2 separate regions of the Homo sapiens genome follow, and region 2 is linked to region 1. Evidence: chromatin loops called from intact Hi-C (ENCODE). Cell type or tissue: endothelial cell of umbilical vein. All regions are shown on one strand.

Region 1 (8,000 bases):
AAACAAACAAAAAAATAGCATCCCTATGTCCACACTGCATGCAAACATACTAGTGTTATCTTCATCCGATTCTGGAGTTTCTAAATCTGAGCTGCATGGACCTCTAAAGAATTCATGGATGAACACAATGGGATCCACAAGCCTCTGCTGGAATTACAACCATCACGTGCACTTCTCTACAGATCAGGGTTGTAGTTTTCACTCTATTATTTAAAAAGATCAGTGACTTAAGAAAAGTTAAGAAGGCTGGGCACAGGGGCTCACAGTGGCCTGTATTTCTGGTACTTTTGGAGGCCAAGGCAGGAGGACCACTTGAGCCCAGGAGTTTGAGTCCAGCCTGGGCAAATTAGCCAGGCGTGGTGGTGCACATCTATCTAGGAGGCTTGCTTGAGCCCAGGAGTTTCAGGTTACAGTGAGCTAGGATTGTGCCACTGTACTCCAACCTGGGTGATAAAAACACTATCTCTAAAAAATAAAAACATAAAAAAAGAGAAGAGATGCTCTACAAGAATGTATGTACCTAAGTATTGCACCTCTTAGTGTATCTCCTCTATCATTCTGCACACATACTCACATGTACACACACATCAAGTGATATAGGAGAGAGGGCATCAACTGAAAATGTACGTATAATATTTTGCTATTAAATCAATTCTGTTTGATAGACATTCTATCATCAATAGCAATAGAAACCTTTTTCAGGATCAGCCCCGCACATGGGCTAATTATGAGTTGGAAAGTGACAGGCTTACACTCCCCCGTCTTATTTTCTCCACAGCCTGCCACCGTTCTGAAGTTCTCACGATTGGGGTGGTTCCATTTAAAAATATATTGTGGAGGAATTAGCACGTTAGCTGGCTTCCGCTTAGCACAAAACAGGACCTCTAGAAAAAGGATTCTAGAACAGGTACATTTTGGTTGGTGGGGCTGACAACAAAAGGAATGGGGGTGGGGGGTGGCCACAGTCTACAAGCTGAGGACAGATTAGATGCCACCGGCAGGACACGTCTTCGACTTCATTCGCTGGCCTTGGCTGCACTGGTTCTGGGTTCCTGGGTCAACAGACCCTCCCATAGCATGATCTCAGGTGCTCACTCACTACAGCCAAAAAATCGCAACACATGCCCAACTGCCAGTGCTTTTTTATGGTAACCTGACTACCGGTACCATCAGATAGATATTGTTTAATTAATAGCTGTTAGACTCAAAGATACTATGCATATTTTTTTAACTCTCATCTTTTAATGATGGCAGAGAAGCAAACTGATAAATGTGCAGTAATTTAAAAAAATAAGTTATTGATCAAAGCCTCTGTATTATAAACACATTTACACTCTGTTAAAATGCGAACAGCAAGTTGTTTTGATATTGTCACAAGATAAATTCATGACACAGAGACCATTTATTTTACATATTCCCCCCTCATGGTTTAATTTCATACAAGCCATGCACAAGAACTTTTGCATAAAGCATGACAAATAATCTATGAAGGAGGGAATAACTACAGACTTAAGAACAGCAAGGTCTGAGAAGAGTGGTGAAGGTCGTCCTCAGGAATTCAGACAGTTAATTCTTCTCAATCATCCCAGCAATCTATTATGTCTGCATAAAAAGGTTTCAATGTATTATGCTTTTTAAAAACTGCTAAATTTTCTTCATTATAATTGGATCTACAAATTTTAAGAATGCAGTATTTTCATGTGAAATATGCTGCTTAATTTGTTTATAATATGACTTATGGTAGATAATCAATGTATACATCTGCATAAAATTTAAAAGTATTAAATTCTATGTACTTAGAATATTATCTTTGATAAATAAATTATTGAAACCACCAAAGAAGGTATCTTAGTATTTCTTGTTTGTTATAATTCTAAATTCATACATAAGCTGTAACTAATAGGAAATAGTGTATATTAAAAAAAAAAAACCCACATTTTGCCATAAAACTTAGGTTTACTACCTGCCTGGCCATTTCCGATGCATTAAATGATGAGATATGGTCACAGTGAAGACCTGAAATTGTAGGCAAAACTGCCAATACCTCAGGAAAAGGTTTTACATGGCAGTTAAAAGTATAAAACTAAACAATTACATTCAGAGACCCACACTTTTGAAAAGTTTTACATAAATGTCGGCTCCTCAATGTTTGCACAGAGCAAAAAGATATCCTTGGTTATTTCTTGCACAAAATGACGAATGTCTAATCCTCAACACACATGGGTCACAAAATTTAAAAAAAAAAAAAAAAACTACTGCCGTATTTAAGCCCATCATTCCTTGGCTCTATGATTGTAAAGATGAGATGGCCATCATTTACTGGACATAAGGTCATATTTTTATTTTTTTTTAATTTTTTTTTTGAGATAGGGTCTTGCCCTGTCACCCAGGCTGGAGTGCAGTAGTAGCTTGCAATGTTTACGTGTGGGTTTTGCTGTTGGAATAAAATTTTTTTAAAACTTAAGGAAAACTTCACTTAAAAACGTAATGCCCAGAGCTTGTTTTATCACTGCTACAGAATGCAATTCATTTCCTGTTGTACATTCATTTCATATTCTCCCCAACACAATGGAATTGAGCAGTATACGAATCAGCATAAATATGCACAAAATACACATTTTCCTGATTTTTACAGTTATTTTTGAATTAAAATCTGGTTACATAAATACTTCAAACTTTCTTCCACAGATTAAAAAAAAAAACTCAAATATGCCCAATACAAAATACTATGGAAAGCAGTATAATTCTTTCAACGTAAGGATATTGGAGGAAGAGAAATGTTTCTAATTTGAGAAAGTAGCCATAATAAACACTAAAAAATGATACGTGAAACTGAATATTTTCATGGTAGGAGAACAAAAAACACAGCATACCTCCTTCTATAAGGATTTACCTTAAATGTGGTAAAAACTGCACTGTGTAAGCAGCAATAGCAACATGCCCTGTGGTGCAGGGCCGGAGAGCCTGCACAAAATTTATTCTCACAACAAAGGTGGTTTCTAATCTTTAGGTACAAAACCTGGAGGAGACATATGTGTCTCAACAGTGACCTCTAGTGGACAAGTCTTAAAATGGTTGTCCCCAAAAGAAACTCCTTTTTAAAAACAAAAAACAAGTAGGAAAGCATTTACAAAGCTCACACTTCCAAAACACCATAAAACCTAGGGATTGGATTAAGGAGCAGACTAAAAAAGACTCAGCTGACAGTGGCTTGAAAGGGAGGGTAACCACAGAGGCCAGGGGCAGGAAGGAAAAGCAAAGAAACACAGGAAGATGACCTTCGGCATTATTGCTGCCTTCCCACGCATCTGAGCGGTCATGAAAACAGTTTCCCTGGCTGCGAGTCCTTTGTGTGCCTGAGTAACACATCACAGCCCATCATTCCTTGGCTCTATGATTGTAAAGATGAGATGGCCATCATTTATTGGACATAAGGTCATATACCTTTTTTTTTTTTTTTTTTTTGAGATAGGGTCTTGCCCTGTCACCCAGGCTGGAGTGCAGTAGTACAATCACAGCTCACTGCAGCCTCAAACTCCTGGGTTGAAGTGATCCTCACACTACAGCCTCCACAGTAGCTGAGATGCCTGGCTCATGTTTTTTTTAAGAGATGGGGTCTTGCTATGTTGCCCAGGCTGAAGGTCATGTATCTTTAGAGCATCACGCTCTACCATGTTTGAAATGAGCACACAACGAGTAAGAAACAGAAGTCTGTGGCAGCCACATCTACTCAAGTCCCTATACCAGTTAATCCCAAAGAAACCATCTGATCCCAATGTTCCCCACTTTCTCTCCAGCCAGCAGTTTCCTCTCTGCCCTTCCCTGTCATTCACATACCTCCTGGGAGCAATGAACACTCGGTTTATACAGGTAATTACTGCGAAGCCACTAAGGGCCCAGTCACAGGCATTCAGGAAGAATATGAAATGATCCATGCTTCCACAAAAGCTGACCATCTATTTGGAGAGAGAAAAAAAACACAAAGGAAGAGAAGGACAGGGAATGCCATGCTAGAGTTAAAGAGTCTACATGCAAGAGAGTTTGGGGAGGAAAGGCTTCAGATGGGCCAGACCAGCCAGGGGGCCCCCAGGGGAGGATGGGGAGAGGCTGGTAGAGAGGAGGAGGGAGGAGGAGAGGCAGGCAAGAGTAGATCCTGGGCCCAGAGGCAGGGCTACGGGGGGACAGAAGATGATCCATCTTCCTAGAGCAGCAAATGGAGAGGAGAGGCTGGCATGGGATGTGGGGCAGATTAGGGCAGTTTCTGAAAGGCAGAGAGGGGCAGTGAGTGCATGAGAGTAAGCCAGCCTTCTGCCAGGTGCGTACTGCATCACAGGCAGGTGCTCAAAGAAAGCATTATTTCCGAAAGGATCTTCAATCTGAAACTCTTCCCATTGGGCCAGGATGGCTTTGCATTCTGACTTTGCCAATGACTTTGTTGCATTCAAAGTTAGTACCTGCCCATTCATAGCAAAAAGGCAGAAGAAAAAAATTCACTTGCAACTATTCTTCCCGTCTCCTTAAACACATCATGCATATATACATATCTAGGAAAGTTGCTACAGACAGATTAAGTCCCCCGCTGACTTCAAAAACCCATCAACGCTGCCCCAAGCTCCCAGGTTTAAATTCAAATAGGGGCACCATAATAGTCTTGGAGCATTAACAGCAATTAGCTTGACAATACATTAATATTTTTATGAACTGCAGTATTTAAAAGTTCAGGAATTTCTGCTCCCAGATTCTTGAGGAATTTCAGAATCACAGATCCCACTTTCAGCTTCCTTGTCGCCTCACTTTTACTGCCCTGGGTAGACATGTCAAGGCCAAAACCACTGGCAAGAAAAGGCAAGTCAACCACGTGCCACACTGTTTCAATAACCCTGTAGATCTTAAGTCAGTGGAGTCAACAGTGTCCCCAAATCAATGTCCCAGTTTGAGTAAACCATTCATTCCTTCCATGAGTACATAAGTGGAAATGTCAGAGAACGGTGTAATTGGCATACTAAGAGAAAAACATGAATACTTTTGCAAGATAAAAGCAGTGCCGGGTGAGGGGGTGGGGGAGTTATCTTTTGAGTCCCTGTGGTTTTAATGTGGCGTTGTCAGCTGGTCCCTATTAAAAACAACAGAAAGTGAAAGACACTGATTACCATAAAAAGTGACAGCAGGGTGTGCCTAGCCACTTACACTTAATGCATATTTATATTTCCATCAAATGGACATATTTACTATAAACACTTGAAAAACCATAGCAAAGTCATTCATTTAAATGCCAGAAAAATAGTAAAGGATGCTAATTTGACCTTACTGAAACAGATCGGGTGTCAGTGACGCTACTCAGGATGGCTTGAAACAGAATTTACCAAGACTATTAATTAGAGTTTACTGGATTAGGTCAAGAGTGTCTCAAATGGAGTGAAGAAAAGGAAAAAAAAACTGGCAAGGCAGAAATATAAAGTTTGGATTCTTTCACAGTCAGTCTCCTGAATGGCCAACACAATGTAACTCCACATATAAATATGCTCCTCTAAATTAACCTAATATTATAATGCCTGGAGGAAGAAACTGATCCATTGACTCCTGAGATTTCTATCTTTGTGAAGATGTAAAAAGAAATAAACTACAGTGATCTGAAAGATGTTTTTAAAGAAGAGATCAATGAATGATATAATAGAAATAAAGGTTTTGCTTTCTTCCTGTTGGAGACAGGGTCTACCTCTGTCGTCCAGGCTGCAGAGCAGGGTCGTCATCATGGCTCACTGCAACCTCGACCTACTGGGCTCAGCCTCTTCAGTAGCTGGGACCACAGGTGCTGGACCCACTATGTCCGGTTAATTTTTTGATTTTTGGTAGAGATGGGGGCCTCAGTATGCTGCCTTGGCTGGTCTCAAACTCCTAGGCTCAAGCAATCCTCCTACCTCAGCCTTCCTAAGTGCTGGGATTACAGGCATCGGTCACTGATCCTGGCCAGTTTTGCTTTCTTGTGTAAACTGGTTTGCACAAGATAAGCAAAACAAGGTATCATTGTTGTAACAATGGTAAGCTTAGCAATTAAGAAATACTTTACTAAACTACACAACAGAACATGTCAGTTATTACTGCTCACAAATCTTGGGGGATTTAGGAATCACGTGGTCCACGCTTCAAAACAGACCATGAATCCCTTCTGAACTGAGAATCTGGTCTCTGTGGACCACGGGACCATTTCCCAGAAAAACAATGGAACCGGCAATAAATTACCTGTTACAACAATGACCACACATGACTTGTAGGTCTCACTTTTGGCTTCTGTGGCCACCACTACTTAAGTGTGACAACTGTGCCGTCACTCTGCCTTTGCCTTACAAATATACGCTTTGGCTAACAACGACTAATCCACTTGTTTCTTGCACATGAGGGGACCCTGCTGCCACTCTTAATTCTCAATAATCAACAGCTCTGTGACATCGCTTCAAGCTGTATATAATGCACATACACACATAAATTCATGACACAAATCCCTCAACATGACATTCTGCTCAATTTCACTGGACTCGGAAAGCTCCTTCACAAATTCTTGCCACATGATTAGAAAATCATTCAAGTCTGCAAGAAAAATGGCAAGCAAAAAGAACTGAGTCATTAGGAATGGGAAAGGAGCGTGGGTCCCTGTCATTAAAATCTTTAAAGCCACAGCTCTACGAAGAAAACGGCCCATCATGCACACAAGATAGTCATATAAAAATAGGCATTCATCTATGCTAAGCAGATACGTCTACTGTGGGGCTCTATGGATACCCAGCAGAATTTTTCTTTTGGGGAAGCCAGACTCAAAAATTTGAAAAATGCAGATGTAAAGGTATATCATGTATACAATTTTGCATCTTTTCCTCCATCAAGCAGGGACAGAAAGTGTATTAAACAGTTAAAACTTTCCCTTTCGAGGAGGAAATATAAATGAAAACAAAGAACTTGTTCTAACAATTTCAAGTTTTCAATGCTTTCAAGTAAGTTTTGCTCATGAAATGCTCACCAATGGTCTGGCAATTCAGGTCAGCATAGCATTTACTATCTCTGAATGGAACCACTTCCAGAGCAACAATGTCATTTTTTTTCTCTTTGGTTTATAAACATGATAAGAAAGAATCTTCAGGCCAGGCGCCACGGTTCATGCCTGTAATCCCAGCCCTTTGGGAGGCCAAGGCAGGACGATCGCTTGAGCCCAGGAGTTCAAGACCAACCTGGGTAACACGGCAAGACCTTGTCTCAAAAAAAAGAAAAGAATCTTCAAAGTAGAGCTAACTACAAAAGGACAAAATACAGGATGACAATATTCTCATCTTAGTGTCACCAAAGTAAACTAAGGTTTCTGCAAATAATCATTCTTCATTAGTTTCTCCCAAGGAAACAGTAACAGACTCAGCAGTGCCATAGGATTACCTAAATGTCAGAAACTGTAACAAATGAGAAACATCACTTACTTGTTAGCTTGTTATGGCTGAGGACCAGTTGTGTGATATGGGATAAGGTAACTAAAAAGAAAAGAAAAAAAAAAAGGTCAGTCAGTAAATGTATCACTGTATCCGGATTCTACCTGTACTCCTACAAAGCAAACGGCAAAGTTATTTTCACAGGTTGAAGCACTATCGCTCACCAAAATAGAAGCTAGGATTCATGTAACACGATCTATTCAATGTTAAACCAAAGGAAGAAAAGGCATGCAACTAACGGTGCAATTAGCTCAGCAAGTTAGAGCTAATCAGATTAATGTCACAGAATCCAACATGACGAGGGCCAGTTAGCTCTGCGTGGCGCCCCGACCTGCTTGCCCAGCCATTAGTGATCCATTTCAATTATCTGTGCCAGTCAGAAAGACCAGCCAAGGGGGCAGAGGTGCACAGGGGCCTTACCTTGTGCTAAAAAATTTTAATTATTATTATTTTTGAAGCCACTTCATCCAAACAGAAACTTTATCTAGCAGAAGGCCGCCAGTGTTATTGCTTCAGCTATGTTCCGTGCCC
Region 2 (8,000 bases), 880 kb before region 1:
AGAGGACTATGTATGTGGAATGGTGTACACCTACGTGATAATTCATGTCAACCATGCACTTACTACAAAATCTCAAATGCTTCCCTACATAAATCAGTTCTGAGACCCAAGAAGCCAACTCATTAAAATTTACTTGAGATTCCTGTAACCTTTTCTCAGGAAGCAACAGCAGGTAAAAAATGTGCAGCTTTTTAAAAAACAAATGTGTGCAAAACTTCAATTCTAGTCTATAAAAAAATCTTTTTTTTTGTGGGTAGTTGAAAAGCCTGGCAGAGGGTGGGTGGGAAAGTCATGAAAGTTTGGAAGGATGACATAGTAGATTATGGTGAATTAGAAATTTGTCACAGAATATCGATGGAAGAGATGCCGGGTTGAGTCAGATTTTCTCAGTGCCGAGATGATGGTTGAGTTAACAAATTAGGTTCCTTTGAAAATTGCACTAATATTTTTGGCCACTAGGTCGTTAGAATTTGCTTCTCCCCAAACAGTAAGGATAATAGTGAGTCAGTCTGCATATGCTGAAGCTGGTATTATACTATTTATTGCTAGTGACATTGTCAATGTCTGGATGGCTGCTGTTTGCAGGAATCTCATGCCATTCCCTTGCTTGATAACTACCAAGGGCTCTGTATCAACTACAGAATACAACCAAATCCCTTAGCATGATGTGCAAGGCCCTCTACCATCTGATATGCTGCTTAGATTTTAGTATCTCGTGCTAGTACCCATCTGGGTCCCATGTCAAGTTTCAGACACATCTCTTATATCTTCAAGAGTTCTCCATTCTTGCACTCACCACAGTAAAGACATATTTATAAGTCAATCTCCTTGGGGGCAGGGACTATGGTTTATTAATCTTTGTAGTAATCGCATCTGGTACATGGAGTGCTATAGATGTTTGTTAAATTAATAAGTATATGTTCTATCTTCTTCTCTCTTTTTTTTTTTTTTTTTGAGACGAAGTTTCACTCTTGTTGCCCAGGCTGGAGTGCAATGGTATGATCCCGGCTCACCACAACTTCTGCCTCCCAGGTTCAAGCAATTCTTCTGCCTCAACCTCCCAAGTAGCTGGGATTACAGGCATGTGCCACCATGCCCGGCTAATTTATGTATTTTTGGTAGAGACGTGGTTTCTCCATGTTGGTCAGGCTGGTCTCGAACTCCTGATCTCAGGTGATCCGCCCGCCTCAGCCTCCGAAAGTGCTGGGATTACAGGTGTGAGCCACTGCACCTGGCCATGTTCTATCTTCTTTTAATATATAGCATAACTACCAACTAAGTAACACACTTGGCATGCAGTAGGCAGAATTCTAGAGAAGACCCCAATAGTCCTTACCTTTGTGTAATTCTATTCCATTTGAGTGCCGTGGAAAATATGCATATGATGAGATACCACTCCCATGATTATAAATTCTATTATATTATACGGCAAAAAGGGAGAAAATCTAATTACATGAACCCCTTTAAAAGCCAAGTTTTAATGGACTGGTGAAACGAATCAGGGATCCAAAGCTTGGAAAGGGATTTGATGCATCTTTGCTGGTTTCAAAGATGGATGGGACCACTCCCAGCTCCTAGAGGCCAAGGAATGCAGGTGGCCTCTAGGAGCTGAGAGTGGCTTCCAGCTGATAGCCAGCAAGGAAACGGGGACCTCCACTTCTGCCAACAATCTGGATGAGTTTAGACGTGGATTCTTCCATATACTCCAAATAATAGACCAACCGGCTGATACCGTGGTTTCGGTACTGGGAGACCCTATGAAAAGAATCCAGCCATGAATGAGTCAGGTCATCCTAGAGTTCTTACTTACCTACCTGGCTGTGATATAACAAATTAATATTGCTTAAAGCCACAACGTTTGTAGCAATTTGCTTTGTAGCAATGAACAACTGGTATACCTAGTGTGCAACTTCATCAGATAAATTGTGTGTGTGTGATGTGTGTGTGTGTATATATATATTCTGCTGTTTTTGTTTCATTAATAGATAATAGGTGCTCTCAAATCAAATTGATGCTTGCTAATTAAATCAGAGTACTTAGTCTAAGGTGGTTTGTTCATTTCAAACAATGTAGCGAACTGTTATTGGGTATCTGCCATGTCTCATGTACTATGCTGTGTCCTGGCTGAAATTCAATCCTGAATATAATATACACAAAATAGCTTGATGTTCTGGATCACAATGGCTGAGACATAATTGCAGACACAAACCTTATGTCAAAGAAGTGAATATAATAGTCTTAGAGTTTGAATATTTAGGGGTTTTCTGCTATAACAAGTAAATTTACTTTCTAATAAATATTCCAATTTTATGTTTGGTTCTTTGTCAAATATACCTGACATTTTTGGATAATATCCTTTTTCTCTTATGTATTTTTAGGTACTTTGCCCCAGAAGAATGTTTGCTAACTTGTATTTAGCTTTTCTAGTGCTTTAGTGTTGGTGTCGTCAGGTTAATTTGTCAGTCATATGGCTAGAAATTAAATTCTTTAGGTTGTTTGGAATTGCTAAAGTAACTATATGGTATGTAAGGCATTCTTCTATTGAAGTAATACATATACCTTAAAGAATTGTACTTTTGCAGCCTGAAAACATAAACAAATTCAAAATGCTGATGTAAAACCTCCTTAATGCCCTTAAACCAGAGATGGTAGACAGCAGTATAATGATGATTGTCCATGATTATGGTCAATTTTTCAAGTATTTATCCAGAGTTTTACATATGAAACAAAAGCTCAACATCTCTGATCATTAGAGAAATGCAAATCAAACCACAGTGAAATACCATCTCATGCCAGTCAGAATTCCTATTATTAAAAAGTCAAAACTAACAGATGCGGGTGAGGTTGTAGAGAAAAAGGAACACTTTTACACTGTTGGTGGGAGTGCAAATTAGTTCAACCATTATGGAAGACAGTGTGACAATTCCTCAAAGACCTGGAGGTAGAAATATCATTTGACCCAGGAATCCCATTACTGGGTATATAATACCCTAAGCAATATAAATCATTCTATTATGAAGATACATGCCCATGCATGTTCACTGCGGCACTATTCACAATAGCAAAGACATGGAATCAACCTAAATACCCATCAATGATAGACTGGATAAAGAAAATATGGTACATATACATCATGGAATACTATGCAGCCATAAAAAGGAATGAGATCATGTCCTTTGCAGGGACATGGATGGAGCTAGAAGCCATTATCCTCAGCAAACTAATGTAGGGATAGAAAAACAAACACCACATATTCTCACTGATAAGTGGGAGTTGAACCATGAGAACACATGGACATATGGCAGGGAACAACACACACTGGGGCCTGCTGCAGTGTGGAGGGGGGAAGAGCATTAGGAAGAATAGCTAATGGATGCTGGACTTAATACCTAGGTGATGGGATAATCTATGCAGCAAACCACCATGGCACATGTTTACCTTTGTAACAAACCTGCACATCATGCACATGTAACCCCAAACTCAAAAGGTGAAGAAAAAAAGAAGAAAAACAGTTTTAGTGTATGCTGAATTATGACAGATCCCATTGCACATACAGAAGACTAAAATAAAGTATCTGAACATGGTAGCTGAGGAGCCAAGCACTACTTTAATATATACAGAGCTGGCCACAGAGTAGGCTAGCCAGGCAACTGCTGTGTCTCAGTCTGGAGGGCATGCCAAATATCAGTAGAAAAATAACAAGACCGAGAAGATCCTATAAACAAATCATTTCTGAGAGTATGCACTATGTGTGTCTGGAATGAATGTTTTCAAGTAGCTTCTTGAGGGTGAGGAAGAGGGTGGTGAGACCCTTAGAGATACGCCATACTGTAGGGCTTGTGTTTTAGGGAGTGAAGTAGGAAGGTCTTCGAAACAGTAGGGTAGTGACTGTGCTCTGTGGTCCCTGCCCTATGTGCTTCCTCATACCCCATGAATCTCTTCTGGATTAACATGTAACTAACATGAATTAGAAAGGTACCAAATTATTAACCTTCCAGGGGGTCCTACACATGTATTGGCTCAGAAATTGACAAGAAAACAGTAAATACAACATGACATAGAGGAGCAAGTCTAAAACATAATGAATATGAAGGATTTAGAGAGTTAAGACATGGTAGGTGGTAGCTGCACAGTACAGTAGATGTGGAGACTTGAGGTAGACCCTGAAAAGAGAGGAGAAGTTACATTTTCCTGTAGGGGTGATTTTTTTTTTTCAGGGAGACCCATGGCAGAGCGGGGAACAATGAGGAGGAACCCTCGCTGGAATCCAGGCTTTGGACAGGAATGTGAGCAGGTGAGTCAAGACCAGCTGGCGGAGAGATTAAATTCCTGCCAGAGAGAGATTTCAGAGTTGATCTAACAGACAATAGGGAGTGATTTGCTTTTGTTAAACAGGTGGTGCTGATTAATTGAGGGTACCCAGGAGTCAATCAGCAAGTTAGCAGCTGAAGAAGTTTAGTGTACTGAAGAGTATTTCCTTTGGAGAAATGCTCCCAAAGTGGTCCAATAAGAACCACTCGGGGCCAATTGTTTCAACTGAAGATTGCTAAGCCGCTCTTGCAGTGCTCATTTCCATGGGTTTGGGATGAAAGCAGTATTTCTACAGGCTCACAGAGTAAGTCTTATTTACACATAGTTCTTTTATAGGTAGTTAGAAAATGTATTTTATAACAGACTTAGTGTTTGCCATCTGGGGACTTTTGGTCAGATTAGACAGAAAAGAACCCTAATCTTGGTGAGGAAAGCAAGAACTTGAGTGAGCTTCATTTGAACAATCTAACATTTTCCATTTAATGGCTTTAAAGGAATCCCCCAACTTTTGGAGTGTTTTGTATTATTAATTCGTTTCTGAATTGCAGTATTTATAAAAAGACTTGTGCAGCTTAAAATAAGACATTCCACAAAACTGCCAATATTACTAAATGGTTTCTAATGAAATATCCAGTCTGTCCAACCACTGTATTTTGGTATCAACGGAGGATTTTTCTCCTTTTGACCAGTAGAGGGGGCTATAACTCTTGATATAAATAGCTGTTTTTCCTAGACAGAAATTACATCACCGAGCCGTACTGTTGAACTATTGTACCCTTGAATTTACAATTAATATACTAGAACTATAATGTGGTGCATATTTTTTTTTTTTTTTTTGAGACGGAGTCTCGCTCTGTCGCCCAGGCCGGACTGCGGACTGCAGTGGCGCAATCTCGGCTCACTGCAAGCTCCGCTTCCCGGGTTCACGCCATTCTCCTGCCTCAGCCTCCCGAGTAGCTGGGACTACAGGCGCCCGGCATATTTTTCATACTTTATCACTTTAGACTTACCTACATTATTTATGGTACCGCTTGTTTTATATCTCCCAGTATAAACTTCTTTGCCAGCCCAAATGGACCACAATTATGAGGATAAATGTGGCTCTTTTCTTGAGTCCAACATTACTTCTGCCTTCCCCCTTTTCTGGAACTCCAGTGGTTACCATTTGTCTGAATATAACTTGCTTGCTTGAAACCCAGTTCAGAAACAACTCTTTAATAAATCCTTCTCTTATCTTCCACTTCTCAATTTGCATAGCATGATTAAACTACTATTTTATTGATGATGATTGATTGATTGATTGAAAGGGAGTCTCACTCTGTCACCCAGGATGGAGTGCAGTAGCGCAATCTCGGCTCACTGCAACCTCCGCCTCCCGGGTTCAAGCAATTCTCCTGCCTCAGCCTCCAGAGTAGTTGGGATTACAGGCATGAGCCACCACGCTCAGCTAATTTTTGTATTTTTAGTAGAGATAGCGTTTCACCACGTTGGCCAGGCTGGTCTCGAACTCCTGACTTCAAGTAATCTGCTCACCTGGGCCTCCCAAAGTGCTGGGATTACAGGTGTGAGCCACCACGCCTAGCTTAAGCTCCTATTTTCTAGTGCTTAATACAACTGTTTATTTTATCTTTATTAAATACATCATGATTTTTATTATTCTTCTATTAGATCATAACTAAATTTCCAGAAAAAATATGAAATGCCCTGTTAAGTTTGAATTTCAGATGAACTAAATTTTTTTTGCTGTTGTTGTTTGTTTGTTTGAGACAGTCTTGCTCTGTTGCCCAGACTGGAGTGCAGTGGCACAATCTTGGCTCCTTGCAAGCTCCACCTCCCGGGTTCATGCCACTAAATGTTTTTTAGTATAACTAAATCCCATAAAATATTTGAAACATGCTGACACTAAAAAGAATTTATCTAGAATTCACATTAACCAAAAATTTAATATTTTTATTTGCTAAACCTGGCAACCTTAATTATAAACACTTTGATTGTTGAGTCTTTGTCTTGTTCACATTCATGACGACAGAGCATAGTGTCAATTTATAGTAGTTGCTCAATAAATGAAAGGGTCAAGATGTAATATGTGGCCAAGTGATTGTAGACTGAGAATGAGCATTATTACTTTGAATAACTGCTTTTAAATGATCTGCACTAGTATTACATTAATGTGTTCACAGTGAATTATTATTCATTCTAAAAAAGAAATAGTTGTAAGGAAAAACTTTGTGCTAAGTAGAAATTTAAGGATTTAAAAATAAAAATTGGAGGGAACATTTGAAAGATATTTAAGTGTCTTAAAATATCTCTTTGAGTTGTTAAGAAACATGATGTGATTAAGAAAAGTCTCCTGCCAAATGAATCCCTTACGAGAAAAAAATGTATGATTTTAAAAGATGCATTATGTGTTGAATCAAGACATAAATTATAAAGAGATGGTACCAGTACTATTCATTGTTTAGAATAATGAGCTTGTTCCCATACTTGGACTTGAAATGGAAAGAAAAAGTGCTGTACAGGTGCTATACAATCAGGGGTAGTACCCTGATTGAATAAATGTATTTTGTATACTTAATCTAAAATATTTATAAGTCTAGCTACCTTAAACCAAATCTTGGGCATCTCTCCACAAGTCGCTGAGGCATTGGGAAAGATTTAGAAAAGAACAAACATTTATAATTAACCTCTATCAACAGGTAAATTCTGCACAGTCTGTAAAACCTTCCTCTGACAGTTAGAAGTCTTATGTTGGGTGATCTTATGACCAAGTTCCATTATAGTCAGCATGACAAGACATTGGTATGTAGAGAGATGAAATTATACTGACATAGCCAATTTAAAAGAATAGCAGTCTAAAGCAGAGGATACACACACATTTGCACACACATACACATCTGTGTGCACATGCACACACACCAGGATAATCACAGGCGACTGAAAGTTGAAAGCAATTTGAATCTCATTAGCAACAAGGAAATACAATTTATAACAGCGAGATACAATTCTTCACCTATTTGCTAAAATAAAAAAAAAGCTACTACTCAATACTGGCAGCACATCACACACTGTTGGTGGGAGTAAAAATTGGTATACTCCTTCTAGAAAGTATCTTGGTTTTTTATATATATATATATATATGTATTACAGACGTTAAAAACTTCATATACTTTACCTAGTAAGAGGCTTTTTATAAATTCTCAGGAAGGAAACATACAGAAACTCATATAAAGGAATATGTGCAGATAATCTCATTACATTTGGAGGAAGGAGGGGATATTCATCGTTCTTGGTGGCAAGCTAGAGCAGCTCCCTTTGCTGGTCCGCTTCTTGGGGGACAGGCACTATTGGCCCAAGATTTGCTTTATCACATAGGACCAACCTTTTATTTCTGGCCCTGCTATTGTCTCTTGTTGAGACCTCTCTCCCCCCGCCACCACCCTAATCCCCAGCTCTCTGCACAGAAGGCCTTATGACGTCCTAGTGTTTTGCAAAAGAGTAGAGTTGGAGGCCTTGCTCTGCTGTTATTCCTGAGGCCTGGAAAGACAGGCCTGTTTACATCCACCCCTTTTCCAGGTACATTTCTGGAATTTGTCATTTTCATGTAAATATTTAAATGTTTAATGAAAACAAGTGGCTGTATAGTTGGCTATTAATATTTATTAAATAATATTTCCTTAATGATTTGAAGT

Evidence for each region. Peaks named below come from ENCODE experiments on the same cell type or tissue, not always from the same donor. Only the 100,000 strongest peaks of a DNase experiment are listed, where the experiment ranks them.
Region 2: a loop joins it to region 1, with 12 times the contacts of the local background. A loop is called at or near these places in 63 of 110 quality-filtered maps.

The regions. Positions count from the first base shown.
Region 1 is chr10:16,774,574-16,782,573 of GRCh38, forward strand. It overlaps RSU1 (Ras suppressor protein 1), which reads right to left. Exons shown (of 9, transcript NM_012425.4): 3 at 7,461-7,511. Among named protein-coding and RNA genes, the nearest start is that of RSU1, 39 kb to the right of the region's middle. RefSeq lists a silencer at 5,177-5,226. In endothelial cell of umbilical vein, a CTCF peak has its summit at 3,101 (motif pointing left); DNase peaks (open chromatin) are centred at 2,548 and 3,298; H3K27ac peaks cover 2,577 bases.
Region 2 is chr10:15,897,771-15,905,770 of GRCh38, forward strand. No RefSeq gene overlaps it. Among named protein-coding and RNA genes, the nearest start is that of MINDY3, 41 kb to the left of the region's middle. In endothelial cell of umbilical vein, CTCF peaks have their summits at 441 and 4,970 (motif pointing right); a DNase peak (open chromatin) is centred at 5,001.